Linked DNA regions of Homo sapiens: region 2 is linked to region 1. Evidence: chromatin loops called from intact Hi-C (ENCODE). Cell type or tissue: heart right ventricle. All regions are shown on one strand. Links, peaks and the distances in the headings refer to the core of each region. The heading gives the core; the rest is flanking DNA. Region 1 has its middle 50 kb from the start of LINC03007. Region 2 overlaps LINC03007 (long intergenic non-protein coding RNA 3007).

What was found. Hi-C counts contacts between places; a loop is a spot of excess contacts. Peaks named below come from ENCODE experiments on the same cell type or tissue, not always from the same donor. Only the 100,000 strongest peaks of a DNase experiment are listed, where the experiment ranks them.
Region 2: a loop joins it to region 1, with 4 times the contacts of the local background. A loop is called at or near these places in 16 of 110 quality-filtered maps.

What each region holds. Positions count from the first base shown.
Region 1 is chr7:25,837,542-25,842,920 of GRCh38, reverse strand. No RefSeq gene overlaps it. Among named protein-coding and RNA genes, the nearest start is that of LINC03007, 50 kb to the right of the region's middle. In heart right ventricle, for the core only: no CTCF peak of the experiment used is centred there; a DNase peak (open chromatin) is centred at 2,490; H3K27ac peaks cover 2,921 bases.
Region 2 is chr7:25,751,822-25,757,200 of GRCh38, reverse strand. All of the region lies in intron 1 of LINC03007 (long intergenic non-protein coding RNA 3007), which reads left to right. Among named protein-coding and RNA genes, the nearest start is that of LINC03007, 36 kb to the left of the region's middle. RefSeq lists an enhancer at 2,539-4,918. In heart right ventricle, for the core only: no CTCF peak of the experiment used is centred there; DNase peaks (open chromatin) are centred at 2,700 and 2,951; H3K27ac peaks cover 2,596 bases.

The DNA of each region.
Region 1 (5,379 bases), core at 298-5,297:
ATTTTCCTTGAAAAAAATGACTGTAGGTACATGTATTTTTTATGGAAATTAGGGTCAGAAAATGATCTGAGTGGATTTTACTTCAACTTCCAGCTCTAGATTTTTTTTGTACAAGGCATGTGACTTTAAAGCAAGAAAAGTGTAAAAATTAAAAATGCAAGACAGAAGAGCAAGTCAATATGGGCGTTGTGGGTCACAAAGGGCATTTCTTCCACATTAGAGTAATTCATCAGGTCATTGTGCCAGATAAATATAATATCTGAAATCAAAAAGCATGAGCAAAGTTTGAAAACTCTCCATTTCCACATGTGACCTTTACCTATTTATAGAAGGAATCACAGTGGAATAAGGCAATCATCCTTTCTCGGAAAGCAAGAAGGATGCATTTCCTGGCACCGTAAATAGAATGTCTGTGAGTCTCTGGCCACCCCCTCTCCTTAGCAGACAGCAGACAGTGGACGGTAACAGCCCCTGTCTTTTGGGTAGGAATAATTAATGGGGCAAGCGTATGTCTGTGGCTTTTGAGCAGCTAAGGTGAAACTGCTTGTCCATTTCAGCTTTCACTTAAACCACTGGGACACTTACTTCCTGAGTCAATGGTGAGTCTGCAGTGCTAACAAAAGACTCCCATTGATTATTGCCGTGTAGTAATTGCTGCCAGTGTGAGGCTGTCCCTCACAATTTGTTGACATCTCTTGACAATTTAAATATGGCCCATGCTAAAGGCCTGAAGCCATCAGAATGCAGGGTGAGGAATGAAAAGGCAAATATGAACTTTTCCAGCAAACTCAAGTGCAGGGTGCAAAAAAGCATCTCCAGTGATGACATTTTAATTGTACATTAGGAGTCTTTTCAGTGGAGCCTCCTGGCTCTGCTTATGCTGAGAGGTTGCTAGTAAGCTAAATCCCAGTAGTCCCCACAATACTTTGTAAATAAGAGGAGGCAGTGATGTATCCATTAGTACATGAACATCCCCTCGGATTTTAAAACAAAGGCATGTTAGGAACCACCAGAAGGAAAGGTTTCATATCATGGGTGAGGTGGAAGTTGGCAGCTGCATCTGGAAAACCAGTTTGCAACTCAGCTGCGCTTGATGCTCTGCAAACTGACCAGGGTTCAGCAAACTGTGGCCGTGGCCCAAATCCAGCTCCATGCCTGCTTGTTGTAAATAAAGTTTTATTGGAACACAGCCATGTTCACTTGTTTATATATTGTATATGGCTGCTTTCCTTCTACAACAGCAGAGTTGCTGTTGGACAGACTGTATGGCCTGCAAAGCTGAAAATAATCTACTATCTGGCCCTTTACAGAAAGAGTTTGCAGATCCCTACCCTAGATTAATGTATGCTGAAGGATGATTTTCATATTAAGCCACCAAATTAAATGTTTTGTAGGAGATTCTGTAGTCCTAGAGAAGCTGTACAAATATGTGTGGGCTTTGAGGCCTAGAAATCTGGGCTTGAGAGAAACAGGGCTATACCCTTCCCTTATTATAAAAACTTTTAAAACTTTTCTGCATCATTCTCATTCTACTTCTCTAAGATACTCATGTTCTTAGCTAAAAGTTCCCGCCTCCTGTGACTTTAGGGATCATGGGAAAACTGGTGGAATTTTATTTCCCTTGGAGCCTTACAATCTAAACTGCTAATTCTTAAATGGAGGTGTAAACGCTTTTGATTGACATTTGGTTTAAGTATGACCATTAAAAACTCCCAGTGCCACAGGTAGATTTAGTAAAAGTTAACCATGCTTGTTCTGGCATTCCATAGTTAAATTTAAGTTTTATGGACTGCTTAGAGAAAGAATTCTTTATAGCTGGGAAGGAATTAACCTTTAAGGCACCAGTTTGCTGTAATTGTTAAAATTAGCATAGTTACTTGGGTGAAAAACTCTAAAATGTTCTATACTCTTGCTTGCTTTGGCAGCACATATACCAAAATGTTCTCTACTCTTTTATTGTAAAGGTCCCTAGTTTAGGTCTGTCACCAACATGGATGCTGAATTGAGACCCAGCACTAGAGGTCACTTCCTACCCTCAATGTTATAAAACTCTTATACATGTGGAGAAGATGTCCTTTGCCTTGGATGAAAAGCCAGCAGATTGTAGTGTTGAGAAAGATCCTGAGGATGCATCCAGGAGCAGTAGGGAAGAACTCCACGATCGATATCAATGGTTGATATCTGTGATGCTTCAAGACAGAAAGTGATGGCAACTCATGCTGCGTAATTGTTTTTCTTGCTCTGTGGTTTCAAGGGCTGTGGAATTGCAGAACTGTCTTCTGTTTCTTTGTTATGAGCTCCCTGCTCTGTTGTCAGCAGGTCTGGGACTCCATGTTCCTGTCACTGGGTCTTATCACCACTTCTTATTCTGTTACTCCATTGCTCTATTTTTATGTCTTCTATATTTATTTATTTATTTTTGGCTCCTCTAACTGGAAAAAGTTCTCTTGAGAAGTCTTTCTTTTTTAGACACTTCTGGTTGATAAGCATGCTTCTTTCCACTCCCCAGGGCCGGTGCATACAAGTGTGTAGACTGTGACCTGGACAAGGTGGCCTGGAGAAGAGGTGTGAGGGAGGCTTAGATCCAGAGTGCGTCCATTCCTTTCAGCTTTATTGGTCTGTATCCATTTTTAAGGATGGATTTTCTTTTTTTCTCTTTTTCTTTGTTTTGAAATAATTCACTCTTAGATTACTATTTTATTAAATTAATTTTAATCAATTTGTTTTTTATTTATTTATTTTTTGAGCCAGTGTCTTGCTCTGTTGCCCAGGCTGGAGTGCAGTGGTGAGATCTTGGCTCACTGCAACCTCTGCCTCCTTGGTTGAGGCGATTCTTGTGTCTTAGCCTCCCTAGTAGCAGGGATTACAGGCGTGCGCCACCATGTGCAGCTACTTTTTGTAATTTTAGCAGAGATGAGGTTTCGCCATGTTGGCCAGGCTGGTCTTGAACTCCTGACCTCAGGTGATCTGCCAGCCTCAGCCTCCCAAAATGCTGGGATTACAGGCATGAGCCACCATGCCTGGCCTAATCCTTTTGTTTTGATGCTTAAATTGCCCCACATTTGGCCAGTGGGAACCCTTTCAGGTTGACTTCTGTGTTCTATTGACATATTGCTATCATTTTTGTGGGCACCTTTTTAACTTTCTTGCAAGGCAAAATGTTCCAGACTCATCTTTACCTTCACCACCCCAGCCCTGGAATCAACCATTTCTCCAAAGATCCCTGGCTCCTTTCAGTTAGCAATGGTATTTATAAACTAAGACTGGGGTGCCAGGTGTGCTCACAGCTAAATGGAATGTCATTGCTTTTAGGATGCAAAAAAAATAAAAAAATTTTAATGACGTCATGAGTTTATATTGACACTTCCAAGTCCAATCTAATCACATAAAGCCCTCCCTTGCTGTCCCCACTCCTTTTTTAATTCTTTTCTTTACAGTTAGAACCAACCCTGGCTCCCAACAATATCAATCCACCTATTATGTCAGAACTATAACATTTGCATACTTATTCATGTTCTCACCCTTAGTTTAATCCTAGCTCTACAATCATATATATTAAATACTCACCAACAGTCCTTTTGCCAAAGTTTCCCCACTTATCTCTCGGTTGGATGGCTGGATGAGTCTCATCCTCTAGTGGACTCCTCAGGAATAGCAGGTGTTTCATTATCTTTCAGATGGGAAAGCCTCTCCTGACATTACTTCTGGTTTCCAGTTCTGTAGGTCAGCTCTGGCTTGCTTTGGGCTCTGCTGAGCTCCACATTTCTTTCCATCCCAGGATGTAGGCTGGAGGAGCAGCCCCTCTCTGGAACACTCTTCTCATAGCAGAGGGTAGGAACAAAGAGGTTGACCCAAACGATTCAAGTACATTTAAAGCTTCTGCTTAGATGTGGTGTACATTTGCTCTCATTCCATTGGCTAAGGCGAGTCCCTTGGCCAAGCTTCCTGATGGGCCAGGAAGTACACTCCTCCCACATGGAAGCATGGCAAAGGTGAGGAGTGGCTGATACTTTCACAGAAAAGAGAGATGTTAAAATGCTGAAGTGTAAAGTACATCTTCAAGTGGGCGATTTTGTTTAGCAGAATTTCCCAACTTAATTGACCACAGAAATTTTTTTTTTTCTTTGAGGTACATCTTTTAGCACTCAAATTCCCTGGCGGACACTTTGGGAAATGCTGCTCTGGTCCATCTGGAGGTGTTATAATTGACCTTAGAAAAGACTTTCTTTTGGAGGTCTGGGTAAATGGAATATATGGAGTTCTGAAACTCATGTTTCATTGAGTGAGAACCAGACGTTAAAACCTTCCCACATCAGCAAGTCTAATGTTACTTTATTAGCTAACACTTCTTCAGCCTTAAAGAGCTGTCAAAAATAGATTTGGATAATAAACCTTAAATTCACATGCTTTCTGATCTTTGTGGATCATCAATGATCTCTTTAGGAATCATCCATGCCCCTAATCATCTTTTTTATTTTCTAATAATCCGTTGCTAAGGAATTATCATTTTCTATGTATTTCATCAAATAACAAAATCAAGAATCTCCATCTGGTTGTTTTTATGTCTCTCTCTAGATGATTACTGTCTTTCTTGGTAACAGATATGTGAGTAATAAATTGCTTTTAATGATGATGAAAAATTGCTTACTGAGCATTTGATATGTGCATGGCAGGGTGCCTTCACTCTGTGGACTTTGGCTACATGGAAAGCAGAGAAATAAAATTTAAATTAGGAACACATATTCTTTCTTTATAGCATAAGGTAAGTGTCTCATAACCTTGAAGTTAGGGGATACAGGTCATTGGCTAAAAGGATGGAAACCAGGGCATCCACATTCTAGTGCCAATCTGGGGGTACACTTGAACAATTTATTACAAGTCTTAGTCTTCTTATTTGCAAAATAAGAGATACTATGTGGAGTCTTCAAGAGGTTCTGCTAATGAAGACAGAAAAGATGAAGAAAGTATTGCAGAAGGATAGAAGTGTGCTACACAGTATAGTTTAAGTTGCAGTTCTTTTTATCCCAAATGTTTGATCTTTCAAGCCTTATTTTTCTAATTTTTAATTATAAAATATATATAACATAAAAGTGGCCATTTTAGCCATTTTAAGTGTACATTCATAGTGTTATACAACCATCACCACTATAAATTTCCAGAATTTTTTATTTCATACTGGAGCTCTGTACCCATTAATAAAAACTCTCCATTCCCCCTTACCCTCAGACCCTGGTAGCCTTTATTCTACTTTCTGTCTTTATGAATTTGCCTAGTCTACGTATCTTATATAAGCAGAATCATACAATATTGTCCTTTTGTGTCTTGTTTATTTCTCTTAACCTAATGTCTTCAAGCTTCATCCATGTTATTGCACTTAAA
Region 2 (5,379 bases), core at 273-5,272, 86 kb after region 1:
ACAACACAAGAGTTTGGAGGTTAAAGGGCACAACATTTTGTAAACCAGCCAGTCATATAAAAGAAACAAGGTACTTCATAAATATTTGGATTAGATTTATAGTCTCCACTGTTATTAAGAGGGCACTGGGTACTCCACATTCCTAACCAGAGGTAACTTCACCTTTAGCTTGGCTTCTCTTAGCTGAGTTCCTTTTTAAAAAGCCAGTCTTCTCCTGTATAGTGATTATTCTTGTAAAGTCATGATATTATAATCCATGGGATTTAGGAAAGTAAAGTGAAGATTAAAGTGCCTGGGTATCTTTGATCACAAGTCTAAGATCATTGCTGAGGATCAAAGTCTTAACTTGGGAAAATTTAGCCTCATTACTGTTTTGAGGTCTGACAGCTGTCTCTGTGCTTTTAATAGATCAATTCCATTCATCTATTCAAATGAGCTCTTCCAAATGCTTCCTTGATGTGCCAAGAACACACTTCTCATCTGTGTAGTTTTGTTATTTAAGGATGATATATTGGATTTTTTTCAGTCAATCATTTTGGTTATTCTGACACTTTCTGTATACCATGTCCTTCAAAGTTATTTTTGTTTTATCAAGAGATTTCTTTGTGTGGCTAACAGAAAATGGTGCATAATTGTAACAATAATGAAGTTTTATAGATCTTTGCACATGGGCATATGTGACATTTTAGAAATTCATAACATTCTGAGGAACATATTGGCGCCATCCTCATAGGATTTGTGTCCATGGGGATGCTAGGTGATCATTCAAGTCCTTACTTTCTATCTCATTCTGGAGATGGACTAAAAGTTGTAACACCAACACCAAGTGGCATGTTATGTATTTATATTTGTGAATTAGAATTTTCCTGAGTTGGGGAGGTGCATGGCAAGCATGTCTTTCTTGGCCTCATAGTTTGCATGAATGAAATGAAAAGATGGAATGGTGGTGCTTATGATGTATTTTATTGCTATAATACGAACCTGAGTAATGTTAATTAAGATTAATTAGGATTAAGCTAATTTACAGTGGGGGGGAATCTACTCACAGAAATAAGAACAAATTGTCTAAACTTACATATATTTACTAAATAGTAGGAACTATTTATTTAGCTAAAATTAAACTGTAACAGGTTTGGTTGAAGATTACCCACAACGTAACCAGTCAAGGGGAAATACTGTAAGGATAAAAATTCAACCAAGGGCCAGGTGCAGTGGCTCACGGCTGTAATCCCAGCACTTTGGGAGGCTGAGGCGGGTGGATCACGAGGTCAGGATATCGAGACCATCCTGGCTAACACGGTGAAACCCCGTCTCTACTAAAAATACAAAAAATTAGCTGGGCGTGGTGGCAGGCGCCTGTAGTCTCAGCTACTTGGGAGGCTGAGGCAGGAGAATGGCGTGAACCCAGGAGGTGGAGCTTGCAATGGGCCCAGATGGCGCCACTGCTCTCCAGCCTGGGCAACAGAGCAAGACTCCACCTCAAAGAAAAAAAAAAATCAAATAAGATGTTACACAATGAATACTATACACATCACTGTCTTGAGGGCTCAAAGGACCCTTTAATTCTTCCCTAGCACAATGGAAAGAAAAACAGGAGAGGCACAGTACCTAATATAATAGATGTTGGAACACAAGGCCAGAGAGAACTATGTAGAATCTCAGGTGGCATAAACAGCCAGGAATTGCTTGAGAAAGCAGTAAACAAAGACAGTTGTCTTTCCAGCAAAGGCAATTCAATATTCAGATCTTAGACTATTGGGCCTTCAATTGAGAAGCTTTTGGAAGGCCTGAAGTGTGAGGATCTGAAGTCTTTGTGGAAGATACAAAGGGAATGGATGGGGTTACCAGACATTGGATGGTGACACGGAGCCCCAGGATGGGAATCTGTGCCACCACTCAGCATCCAGGAGCTCCAAAGCATCTGCTTATTTGGGGCTACTCCAGGTGGTGTTTTCAAGATAATTCATCCTGAGTGAAATGTTCCCAATAGCCTTTGATCCAGCGACTAAAGTCTCTTTTTGGTGATGCCCCAGGAGGTGAGAGCACTTTGTGTATATCCCTGGTGGCCTGCCCAATTCCTTAGGTTGGTTTCTTCTCTGCTTCAGTAATGAAAATGTGCTGCAATAACCAAAGACCTGCAAAGCAATGTGGAAATATTCACTCATTAGTGAACTATCAGTGCCTCCCATGACTGTTGCCATTTCTATCCATGCAGATGGCAAAGGGCTGGCTTCTGAGTGTGTCTTCCTGAGGCTGCAGAGCAGGAAGGTGACAATCACATCAACCTCTCTCTCCCTCGCATCATCCTGTCCATTTGCTCCTCTCTGCATATACTCCCAGTGCCAAAAATCTAGTTAATTCTGAATTTCCCCAGGCAGTGTCTTCATTTAGGTAGTGCATATCCAAGGCCCAGCATCTGGGTGTCTAAAATCAGTATATTGCCCTGTAGACAGATTTTAGCCACCCCAGATGGAGTTTATGCTCAGGAAGTGTTGGACCTTAGCAGAGCTTTCAGACTTAAGGAAGAAAAAAGATCGACTTTACCACCTTGGCAGCATGGAGACAGCTTTATGTACATGTTCTTACAGGGTTTGGCTAAACATTTTGTACGGTTCGGGTGGAACATGTGAAGAACTGTAATAGAAGCAGAAGCGTTGCAACACGATGGCCCGACCATGGGGGCTTGGCAGCAACTTGCTCCAGCTCTCAGTTTGGTACAAAGTGCTATCATTACCATTTGGAAGCAGCTCCCTGTAATGTGAAAACACTTCCAGGGAAATGCCAGGAATCACAAACACAGCCTTTACAGAATGCAGAGACAACCACTATCTTTGCAGGTGGCCATTGGTGGCCCGGATCTGCCTCCCCAAGTCTTAGGCAGAATCTGGAGTGGACAGGAGGGAGTTGAGGGCAGGGAGGGGGTAAAGATATTTTCCCCAGTCCAGCCAGAAAGCTCGGGTAAACGGGCCCTTCCTTTGTACTCTTGGGTCTTCTGTGTGATCAGCTGAGGCTGAGGAATCTTTGGGGCAAACTCAAGGCAGCCGTGTAAGTCAGGCCTTGGGGAAAGCGGGGAGCAAGGCAGAAAAACAGAGCAGTGGGAAGTGGTTGCTTGGTGCTGAGTTTGGCTTAAAGTGTTGAGCTGTGCTTGAGCCTTCAGGCTCCAAGCAAAACTCCAGGGGAATGAAACCCACAGCAACCCAAACAAGGTTAAGGCTGAGCAGGAGGCCGTCTGTGGGGCCACACTGCTCTTCACACGCGGCCTGTGCAGGCCTTTCGGTGGATGGAGACCTTTCACTGCAAATCGGGTTTCTTTGGACTCATCTGAGCCAGAGTCGTTGAATGTGTTCAGTCACGACTCGGTTTTTCCCAGAAGCAGAACCCCTTTCTCACACCCAAGACCATGTCCTTGGCTGGCAAGCTATTATTTACCTCGTAGCCGAGCCAGGCAAGGGAGCCGGGGGTTGTTTTTGTGAAGAAATTCACACTGGGGATGGGTTGTAAAAGGAAAATATGAACAGAGGTTTGGAGTCGAGACTCTGAGACTCTGTTGGGGTGAACTCCCCCCTCCATAAGAGTCCTAGAAAAACAGAGGCGATGTCGTCATAGCAGCTGCTGATGGCCTGACAGACAGTTTCCGCAGCGCTACATGAGGCCCTTTGGTGTCTCTGTCAGGAGATTGGCAGCTGAATGACACCAATGAGGCCGGGCCTGTATTCCCTCTGGGAATGCCGCCCTAATTGATAGACAGAAGGCAAAGAGGAGGATTGTTTTTGAACCTGAAAAGAAACCCCCTTTTTTTCTCCCGAAAGCTCATGCCCCCACTCTCCACAGCTCTATTTTCCCCTCCCTCCGACACTTTTTTTGGAAGGTGTTTTGTTCCAGGGCAGTTACAGAGCTTAATGGAACTGAATGACTTTTACCCTTCACAATCTGTCAGTCAAAGCCCGACTCCAGGACTGTTAAATAAAGTCCTTTCAGAGGCAGACAGGAGAGGAATGTGTCAGTCAGGCAACAGACCCTGTTGTGTTTTAATCTGTCAGAGGGCTGATGAGGAGAGCAGCGGGCCCCAGGCAGGGCACATTCCCAGCAGCCCGAAGAGGCCTTGACAAACCCAGGTGTGGAGCCAGAAAGTCCCCCCACTCCAGCATTCTTGAGGTGTGGACTCAGAGCCCCCAGGCACTCGGGTTTGCAATCAACTGTGAGATGTTTGGGCAAATTTTCAGCACAGGTTTCATACTAAGCATTTTAAACATAAAACCAACCACTAAGTGCTGGGTATCCGTACGAGGCATGGCTTTCAAATTAATACACTGCTTAGCTGAAAATACAGCAGACAGTAATGTTCTTGCTGAGGGGCCTTCAGGTAGACTCCAATTCCAAACCAATTTTGTCTAGCCACTTTCATTTCTTTCTAATACTTTCCCTTCACATTATATGACAATCCATTAATCTTGCCCATTAACTTAAAATTGCTGGGCAGTTTTTTTGCAGAGTTCTCAACAGTTGCTTTTGTTCACTATAGATTCAGAGCGTTACATAAAAAATGTCCACCATTAGACATACTAATGACCAATTCCTTATGTTTGGGTGACATTTCCTTTAAGGGGTTTCAAAAAAAAATTGGAAAAGGATGAGAGTAGAGTGGAAATAGGGCGGAGGGAGTGGGGAAGTTGATTTTTAAACAAACGGGGTTTGTTTTTATCAGCGTGCAGGAGAAAAAGCTACAAAATACCAATACAGATATTTTTACCCAGGGCTGAAGGCCTGGGTGTTCAGGCAGGAAAGGCATCCCCTTGCCGCAGATGAGTGGCAGTGGGTCTGGCAGGGAAGGCGGTCTGCAGAGCCTCAGCCCTGAGGGTTGTTTGGGCTCAGGATAAACTTGAGTATGTTATTTATTACTTGCCTGTTTTCTTGCCTCTCCTCAGGAGATTTTGTATAAAACAAGAGCAATCTTCCCTACTTCCCCCCAGCCCTGCAGTTTTCTTTTCTTTGACATGCCTACCTTCTACCTCCCAACACACTTCCCAAATTAGTCAGTTAGCAAAATTTTGTTTCTTTTCTTTTCTCTTTTTTATCCCCTGCTCAGGTCTAGGTATTGGGGTGTCCATCTTCCAGCAGCTCCTGGGACCGCTCGCGTTACATTGGTGTATTAGGCAATGAAAAATTCCCCTTCTTCTCTCCTTCCATCCCTCTCTAGCCAAAAGTGTCAACTTTGTGTTTTTTTCTAACCATGGGCATGGGCCCCTAGGTATAAACCTGTTTTAGACAGACTAAACTGAAATTTGAAAGGCCTCTGGCATAGACTGATACACTTTGTCAAGCTGAAGTAGGTCTAAAGATGTTAAAATAAATATGGCACACTCTCTGTTACTAAAGCTA